2 separate regions of the Homo sapiens genome follow, and region 1 is linked to region 2. The links are chromatin contacts, found by Hi-C or POLR2A ChIA-PET in ENCODE. All regions are on one chromosome and are shown on one strand. Each heading gives the region's core, a stretch centred on a gene start or an enhancer-like site at or near the end of the contact. The rest is flanking DNA. Distances are from core to core; before and after follow the strand shown.

Region 1 (4,161 bases), core at 434-2,933, 1.3 Mb before region 2:
GCTGAGGCAGAACAATCGCTTGAACCCGCGAGGCGGAGGTGGCAGTGAGCCGAGATCGCGCCACTGCACTCCAGCCTCGGCGACAGAGCGAGATTCCATCGCCAAAAAAAAACCACAAATAAATAAATAAATAAATGCCTATTTTGGTCATTTGGAACTATAGGAACAAGGCTAGTATCAAATGTCATTAGATAGACCAGAGTCTTACGCGGTAAAAATTTATCAAGCAACGAGACCAACTTTACAGTTTTTTAAAAAATGTAAACTCATAGTAGCACTTATTCACAGTAGCCCAAAGATGTTAACCCAAATGTCCATCAACAGAAACGGATAAGCAAAATGTGGTATAGACATAAAATGAGTATTATTCAGAATGATGTACTGACAAATCCTCCAACGTTGGAAAATCTTGAAAACATTACGCTAAGTTAAAGAAGCCAGACATAAAAGTACACGATTCCATAAATACTAAATATCTAAAATAGCTAAGTTCAGAGAGACAGGAAGATTAGTGGTTGCTAGGGACTAGAGGAAGGGGGACAGGGAATCTGGGAGTAAGTGCTCAATGGGTAGTAGTCTCCTGCGGGGGGAGGTGACGGAAATGTTTTGGAACTACGTGTAAGTGATGATTACACAACACTGAATATACTAAATACCACTTAAAGATAATTTCACTTTAATAAAAAATTACAAAGAGATATTTGCTACTAAAAAATTTACTGCACTTTGGGGACTTATTTTTTTGTTCTTCCTTGGCGGACTTGTATTTGATAAAGCTTTATTACTGAGTCACTTCGACGATGAATCTGATAAACTTGTAGACCAGTTTCAATTACATAAAAACCATCTACTCAATAATTCAGCTGAAGTGCTTTCCATAAACACCACGTTCTTCTTACTCTGGGCTTGTCTAATTAAAATATCCAGTCCAGACACATCCTATTTGCCGTGACCACACCCTGTGCCCAGGAGTAAGTTCTAAGACCAAACCACTGGTGAAAATTTTTAAAAACACTGCTGGCACCTGTCTTAAGCCTCCATTTTAATGGGAAGCGATGAAAGAACGAATCTTAAGTTCAAGGAAGATCTTTCGGTCTTAGAAAAAGGTGATTAGATTCAGGCTGCAAAATCTGAAACTACATGAAAGTAAGGTGACTACGGGGGCCATTTAATATGAACTGAAAGGTCCGGTCTTGGTTAGTGACTTTACAAAAACATTCTGAGAAGCTTCCCAATTAAATGAGGGGCCAAAAAAAAAAAAGGCGCCATAAAAATAAAAAGGCCGTGACCTGGAATACAACTCGGCTATCGGCTCCCCTTTGTGGTTCCCAACTCCCAGGTAACCCCCATCCTGGCTCATGCCCCAATGAGGAATATAAAGACTTCCACTCCAAGACTAGGAAACCCTCCGATGGGCCGGGAGCCCCCGCCACCGCCCCGTGCTGAACGTCACAAAATGGCGGCGGCGCCTCTTTGTCTCAATCTGGCGCCGCCATTGGGCCTGGCTCCTTGGTACTGTTAAATTCCATTTCCACCTCATTCCCTCTTTCGCTGGTCTCTTACCGAGATCTAGGGTTAAAAAATGCGGCGGCTCAAATCCACACGCTCCGATGAGTCTTCCCGCTTTCCTCCGGCCCAACACCAACCAACTCTCTCACTCACCCGGCGTCCACGAAATGGCGGACCACCGCCTTCTCCTCGCCTTTATTTATACGCCATACTGGAATCACATGATTGGACGGGCTCCCCCAATGAGAAGCAGAAGAGGCCGTGACGTATGGCTACAAACGCAGCGAGAGCCGCGGTTGCTGGGAGCGCGCTCTGGCGGTTGCGCCGGGTGGGTGGAGACGTGCGTCGGCGCGCGCTCGTTGTAACAGGCCTGGTGCTCCCTCGAGCGTTCCTCCCGGTCTGTCGACCTCCAGGTTACCCACAGACTCCTCTTCCTCACCTCCAAATAGGCTAGGGCTTCATAAACAGCACCGTCGCCGTCACGCTCAAACACTAATAGGAGCCGTTGGCCCCTAACAAGATTAAGAGATGAATTAATTAAGTGCTTCACCCTTGTGAGCGGTTAGTCTGGAACTAAGAGCATCGCGTTTACAAACAGGTCACGGAGCTGTTTGTGACCCAGCTGGCACCAGACTGTGGCCGCCTAGATTCCACACTGAAGGAAAAGCCTGGTTTGGAAAGTTTGCCCAACTCTTGCTGGTTTCTCGTCTCTCAAGCAAACTTGCAGGACTTGGCGCCGACAGCAAAGGAGACCGGTCAGGTGACCTGGAAACTATCACCTTTAGCAAACACCCGGAAAGGGAAGTTTCTGAAGAAGATTGAATGTAAATTCTGGCCCCCAAGCAAATGCCAGGAGGGGTATCTCGAGCCTTTCTCCTAGCAGCCGTTGCACTGCCTGGCATGTATTTTGTCCGGGCCACTTCCCTTACGAAGACAGAGCCGCAAGAGTAATTAAGGGGAGAGAGACTGTGATTGGGTTAGAAAAATCACCAAGGGCCGGGCGCGGTGGCTCATGCCTGTAATCCCAGCACTTTGGGAGGCCGAGGCAGGCGGATCACTTGAGGTCAGGAGTTCAAGACCAGCCTGGCCAACATGGTGAAATCCCGTCTCTATTAAAAATACAAATGGCCGGGCATGGTGGCAGGCGCCTGTAATCCCAGCTACTTGGGAGGCTGAGAGCAGGAGAATCGCTTGAACCCAGGAGGCGGAGGTTGCCGTGAGCTGAGATCCTACCACTGCACAAAAAAAAAAAGAGAGAAAAAGAACCTGTCTTTTTATTTATTCCCTCTTAGCTGAAAGATATGCCAATTATTATGTTTTTTTTTTTCTTTTTTCTTTTTTTTTTTTTCTTGAGATGGAGTCTCGTTCTGTTGCCCAGGCTGGAGTGCAATGGCGCGACCTCGGCTCACTGCAAACTCCGCCTCCCGGGTTCAAGCGATTCGCCTACCTCAGCTTCCCGAGTAGCTGGGATTACAGGCACCTGCCACCACACCCGGCTAATTTTTGTATTTTTAATAGAGACGGGGTTTCACCATGCTGGTCAGGCTGGTCTCGAACTCGCCACCTCAGGCGATTCTCCCGCCTCGGCCTCCCAAAGTGCTGGTATTACAGGCGTGAGCCACAGCACCCGGCCAGCCAATTAATATGTTTTAACTTTCCCAGGTATTTTTCTTTTGAAGCCTTACCTCTTATTGTGGTTCTAAAAGGTTTATCTGTAGTGGAGGAAAAAAATACAGATTTATTACATCTCAGCCTAGTTTCCTCACCTGTAAAAGGGGAGAAGGGGATCCTAGCAAACCTTTTCTTATTTCTCTCTCGTCTAGATTTTTTTTTCTGGCTCACTTATATTTGCCTTGATTTGTTCCCCTCCTCTATGTAAGCTTTTCTCCTCTTTTTCATTTTCTTTCCTTCTATCAAATCAAAGGCTCTGGAGTCAGGCAGTCCTGGATTTGGCCCCAGCCCCCACTGCTAGTTACTGGCTGAAGCATCCTGAGAAGAACGTTTAACCTCTCTATTTCCTCTGTATAAAATAACCCCAGGCTTGCAGCGTTACAGATGTTAGGTTTTGTCACTTTGGCCAATTGTGGTCACACCTGCATCCCCAGGGCTTGGAAACGATACAGCAGTCAAGCAATACATATTTGTTTATTTTTAGTTAGTTATTTATTTTTGAGACTCTGGGTCTGGCTCTGTCACCCAGGCTGGAGTACAGTGGTTCGATCTCGCCTCACGGCAACGTCCACCTGCCGGGCTCGAGCAATTCTCCTACCTCAGCCTCCCCAACGACTAGGACCACAGGCGCGAGCACAGATGCCCAGCTAATTTTCGTATTTTTTGTAGAGACAGGATTTCACCATGTTGCCCAGGCTGGTCTAGAACTCCTGAGCTCAAAGCCATCCACCCTCCTCTGCCTCCCAAAGTGCTGGGATTACAGCCATGAGTCACGGCACCTGGCCTTTTTTTTTTTTTTTTTTTTTTGAGACAGGGTCTTGCTCTCTTACTCAGGCGGGAGGGCAGTGGAGCAAACTTCGCTCACCACAACCTGGACCTCGTGGGCTGGACCTCATGGGTTAAAATTAGCCACCATGCCTGGCTAATTTTTTGATTTTTTTGTAGAGGAGTCTCACTTTGCTGCCCAGATTGGTCTTGAAC
Region 2 (4,528 bases), core at 1,064-3,563:
CCAGCCTGGCCAGCATGGCGAAACCTCATCTCTACTAAAAATACAAAAATTAGCTGGGTGTGATGGCAGGCGGCTGTAATCCCAGTTACAGGGAGGCTGAGGCAGGAGAATTGCTTGAACCTGGGAGGTGGCGGTTGAGGTGAGCCAGGAAGGATAGTGCCACTGCACTCCAGCCTGGGTGGCAGAGTGAGACTCTGTCACACACACACATACACACACACACCCCCACAAAAAAAAAATTACCACTAACATGTTTTAATTTTATAATAAATTCATTTTTATTTTTGTTTATTTATTTAGAGACGGGGTCTCACTCTGTTGCCTAAGCTGGGGTGCAGTGTCACGATTTCTGCTCACTGCAGCTTCCGCCTCCCAGGCTCAAGCGATCCTCCCACTTCAACCTCCCGAGTAATTGGGACTACAGGCATGTGTCACCATGCTCAGCTAAGTTAAAAAATTTTTTTGTAATACCAAAATTAGCCGGGTGTGGCGGCACACTCCTGTAGTCCCAGCTACTCAGGAGGCTGAGGTGGGAGAATTGCTTGAGCCCAGGAAGTCAAGGCTGCAGTGAGCTGAGATCGTGCCACTGAACTCCAGCCTGAGTGACAGATCCAGACCCTGTCTGGAAAAAAAAAAAAAAAATTCTTTTTTTTCATAGAGATGAGTTCCCATTATATTGCCCAGGCCATGGTGGCTCATACCTGTAATCCCAATGCTTTAGGAGGCCGAGGCAGGAAGAGCCCTCCTGGGCTCAAGAGATCCTCCTGCCTCGGCCTCCTAAAGTGTTGGGATTACAAGTATGAGCTACCACAGCGCAGCCCCGAATTTCTTCATTAACATTATATTCTTCTGTGTGTTTTCTTTTTTTAAACCAGGAGAATATATTGTCTTTAGGATAAAATTTAAAACAATAGGGATGAAAAAGGGTGCCATTAACCCAGTTATTAATTTGCCCTATTAAGTTGCTCTATAATAATATTCTTTTGCTGTTCACTGTTTGTGTGAGCATTTCTGGGTGTTCTACATTCCTTGAGGGCAGCAATGACTCTAATCTCAACCTTGACTCCAAAGATAGTATAATGTCCCCCATTCACTGAATGTTTCTGACTGACTCCTAAAGTCTAACTCAAATGCTCCAATGGTTTCCCATAATTTTCAGAGTAAAAGTTCGAGTCCTTCCACAGGCCTCCAGGCCCCATGTGACCTGGCCTGCTGCACCTTCTCTGACCTCATCCCTCTTGTTTACTTGCCTCCAGCCATTCTGCCTTCTTAATGTTCCTCCAGCAGGTCAGGCATATTCTTGCCCAAGGGCCTTTGCACTTACTGTTCCTGCAGCCTGGAATATTTCTCTCCAGGTCACTGCATGGCTCAAACCCTTTCCTCCTCCCTGTTTTTACTTAGATGACACCTTCTCAGGGAATATATATTCCCTGACCAGGTGGAATATCCTCTGATCACCTTATCTTTTGAGACTGGGTCTCACTCTGTTGCCCAGGCTGAAGTGTAGTGGCACAATCACAGCTCACTGCAGCCTCGACCGCCCTGGCTCAGGTGATCTTCCCATATCAGCCTCCTGAGTAGCTGGAACTGTAGGCGTGCGCCATCACACCCGGCTAATTTTTGTGTGTATATGTGTGTGTGTGTTTTCTTTTTTTTGCAATGTAGTTTTGCTCTTGTGCCCAGGCTGGAGTGCAATGGTGTGATCTCAGTTCCCTGTAACCTCTGCCTCCCGGGTTCAAGCAATTCTCCTGCCTCAGCCTCCTGAGTAGCTGGGATTACAGGTGCCTGCCACCAACATCCAGCTAATTTTTGTATTTTTAGTAGAGATGGGGTTTCAACATGTTGGCCAGGCTGGTCTCGAACCCCTGACTTAGGTGATCCACCCGCCTCGGCCTCCCAAAGTGCTGGGATTACAGGCAAGAGCCACCGTGCTGGGCCTAATTTTTCTATCTTTTGTAGGGACGGGCTTTCACTATGTTGCCCAGGTTGGTCTTGAATTCCTGGGCTGAAGCGATCCACCCGCCTCAGCCTCCCAAAGTGCTGAGATTACAGGTGTGAGCTACCCTGCCCGGCCTGATCACCTTATTTAAACCTGTAACCCAATCCTGCCTGACCTCCATGATCCCTACCCATTTCTGCTTTATTTTCTTCCATGTCATGTATCATCTTTCATCATATTGTACATTTCATTTAGTTTATTATCTGCCTCCTCTGACTAGAATGTCAGCACCACAAGGGTAGAAACATTTGCGTTTTTTTCACTGTGGTATCACGGGGCCTGGCACCTAATGGATGCTCATTAAGTATCTCTTGAATGAACTTAAACACTTCATGGGAAGAAGCAGACAAAATACAAAAGCCAGACAGAGATTGACTAAATCCCAGTGAGCATATTAACCTTACTGGGCTTCAGTTTTCATCTCTCTAAAAAGGGAGTCTTAGGAGAGGACCTATGAATGCCCTCCCCGACCCAGGACAGAACCTGCCACATAACAGCACAGTTATTTGAGCTTAGTTCTGTCGCCCTGTACTGTCCCTAAGACCTGCACCTCACCTGCACTTTTGCCATTGGATCCTGAAGAACCCAGGGCAGAGACTCTGACCCCCGCGTGCTGTCAGATAGTAGGACAAGGAAGAATTAAATGCCCAGACACTCAGGGCCTCTCTCCAGAGAGCTGGGCCGACCTCAGACTGTCAGCTTCCTGTGCCTGGGTGCGGTAGGGGTTGGGGGTGGAGAGAGGGTGTGACTAGGGGAGGGGTCATGCTGCAAAGGAAATGGCAGTGACAGAGGAGTTGTGAGCAGGAGCTCACTTGCAGATCTCCATCAGTCCTCAGCCCTGGATCAGGGGACTCTCATTATCCTCATTTTAGAGATGAGGAAATCAAGGCTCAGAGAGAGGAAGCGTCTTGCCCAAGGTCTGACTCCAAAGCCCTGCTCTTGATCTCTACAGTGCACTGGCCCTGGCTGAGCACCACAATCACCCAGAGAACTGGTGAAACTGAAACATGCCCGCCCAGCCCAGACCTACTGACTCAGAGTTTCCAGGGGTGGGGTCCAGGTGTATTTTTCACAAGTTGCCATTTGGGTTTCCTCAGAGAGGACTCCCACAGTCTCCACAAACCCAGGGAGCCTCTGGCCTCTGAGTTGGCAGTCACTGACCTTTGAGATGCTTCATCTATTCACTCTTTCCTCTGGAGGCATGTAGGGGAGTAGTTCTCCTCTCAGGACTTGGGGGATCCTCTAAAACTCAAGTGTGGGGATTGGGGATCCTAAAAACTCAAGTGTGGGTGTCAGGTCCATGTTGGCAACAGTCAGCAAGAACTGATTCTGTAGTTTCCAGCCTTCAGGATCCCCAGGGTTTGGGAATCCATAAAAGCACCCAGCAATGATTTCAGAAAGAATTCTCTCCTAAATTGACTTTTTTTTTTTAAGAAAGAATCTCACTCTATTGCCCAGGCTGGAATGCAGTGGTATAACCATGGCTCACTGAAGCCTTGACCTCTCGGGCTCAAGCGATCCTTCCACCTCAGCCTCCAGAGTAGCAGGAACTATAGGCAGGAGCCATCATGCCTAATTTTTTTCATTTTTTGTAGAGTTGGGGTCTTGCTATGCTGCCAGGGCTGGTCTCAAACTCCTGGACTCAAGTGATTCTCTTGCCATGGCCTCCCAAAGTGCTGGGATTACAGATGTGAGCCACCTTGCCCAGCAAGGTCTTTAAATGAATCTAGGTTCCAAGTGATCCTTTTAAAAGACACAGATCCAGCCAGGTGCAGTAGCTCACGCCTGTAATCCCAGCACTTTGGGAGGCCAAGGCAGGTGGATCACCTGAGGTCAGGAGTTCAAGACCAGCCTGGCCAACATGGCAAAACCCCGGCTCTACTAAAAATACAAAAATTAGCTGGGCGTGGTGGTGGGCACCTGTGATTCCAGCTACTTGGGAGGCTGAGGCAGGAGAATCACTTGAACCTGGGAGGTGGAGGTTGCAGTGAGCTGAGATTGCACCACTATACTCCAACCTGGGTGACAGAGCAAGACTCTGTCTTAAAAAAAAAAAAAAAAAGACACAGCTCCTTTTAAGAGTTACCAAATGTATTCTAGTGGGTTACTAGAAAAGCATAACTACTATCATGGAGGAACACTGGAAATTTTAAAAGGTGGGAATCTTTGGATTAGCTGTGTCACCTGCTGAGAGCAAGAAGGGGCTGTAGGGGTTGGGTGTGGGCATCAAAGGAGACAGAGGCCCAGTTAAGGGAAAGGAGAGGCTGCATCATAGACCAATTTTACCTACTTGAGGTACAGAATTTATTCTTTAGTTTTGTAGGACAGCTTGGTGATCAACCCCCTGGTTTATAGATGAGAAACTGAAGATGGACAGTGACTTGCTTAAAGTCACCCAGATGGGGAGCAGTACGGATCCAAGCCTGCGTGGTTCTGAGTCAAGTGCTCTGCACATCATTAAATCATCCTCCCCTCCCTACCCACAAATCCTAGCCTGGGGAGACCAGTAGCACACAGGGGTCAGGACAA

Evidence for each region. A loop is a pair of places that touch in the nucleus more often than their neighbours do. ChIA-PET counts read pairs that join two places held with the same protein, here RNA polymerase II (POLR2A). Pooled maps may share reads with other maps.
Region 1: a loop to region 2 is called in a pooled map, with 5 times the contacts of the local background. The contact joins the promoter of SRSF3 here to the enhancer-like site in region 2. A Hi-C loop is called at or near these places in 4 of 50 pooled maps. POLR2A ChIA-PET finds 5 or more read pairs at or near these places in 2 of 52 experiments (AG04450 and activated T-cell).

Annotation. Positions count from the first base shown.
Region 1 is chr6:36,591,884-36,596,044 of GRCh38, reverse strand. SRSF3 (serine and arginine rich splicing factor 3) reads right to left here and starts at 1,683. Exons shown (of 6, transcript NM_003017.5): 1 at 1,564-1,683. RefSeq lists enhancers at 1,396-1,625, 1,226-1,907, 2,016-2,175.
Region 2 is chr6:35,301,261-35,305,788 of GRCh38, reverse strand. The region is part of intron 1 of DEF6 (DEF6 guanine nucleotide exchange factor); the gene reads right to left. Among named protein-coding and RNA genes, the nearest start is that of DEF6, 5.7 kb to the right of the region's middle. RefSeq lists enhancers at 2,405-2,604, 2,603-2,897, 2,805-2,934. Within about 2 kb of position 2,313, at least 23 of the 41 ENCODE cell types and tissues checked have a DNase peak (open chromatin) inside an H3K27ac peak, as active enhancers do.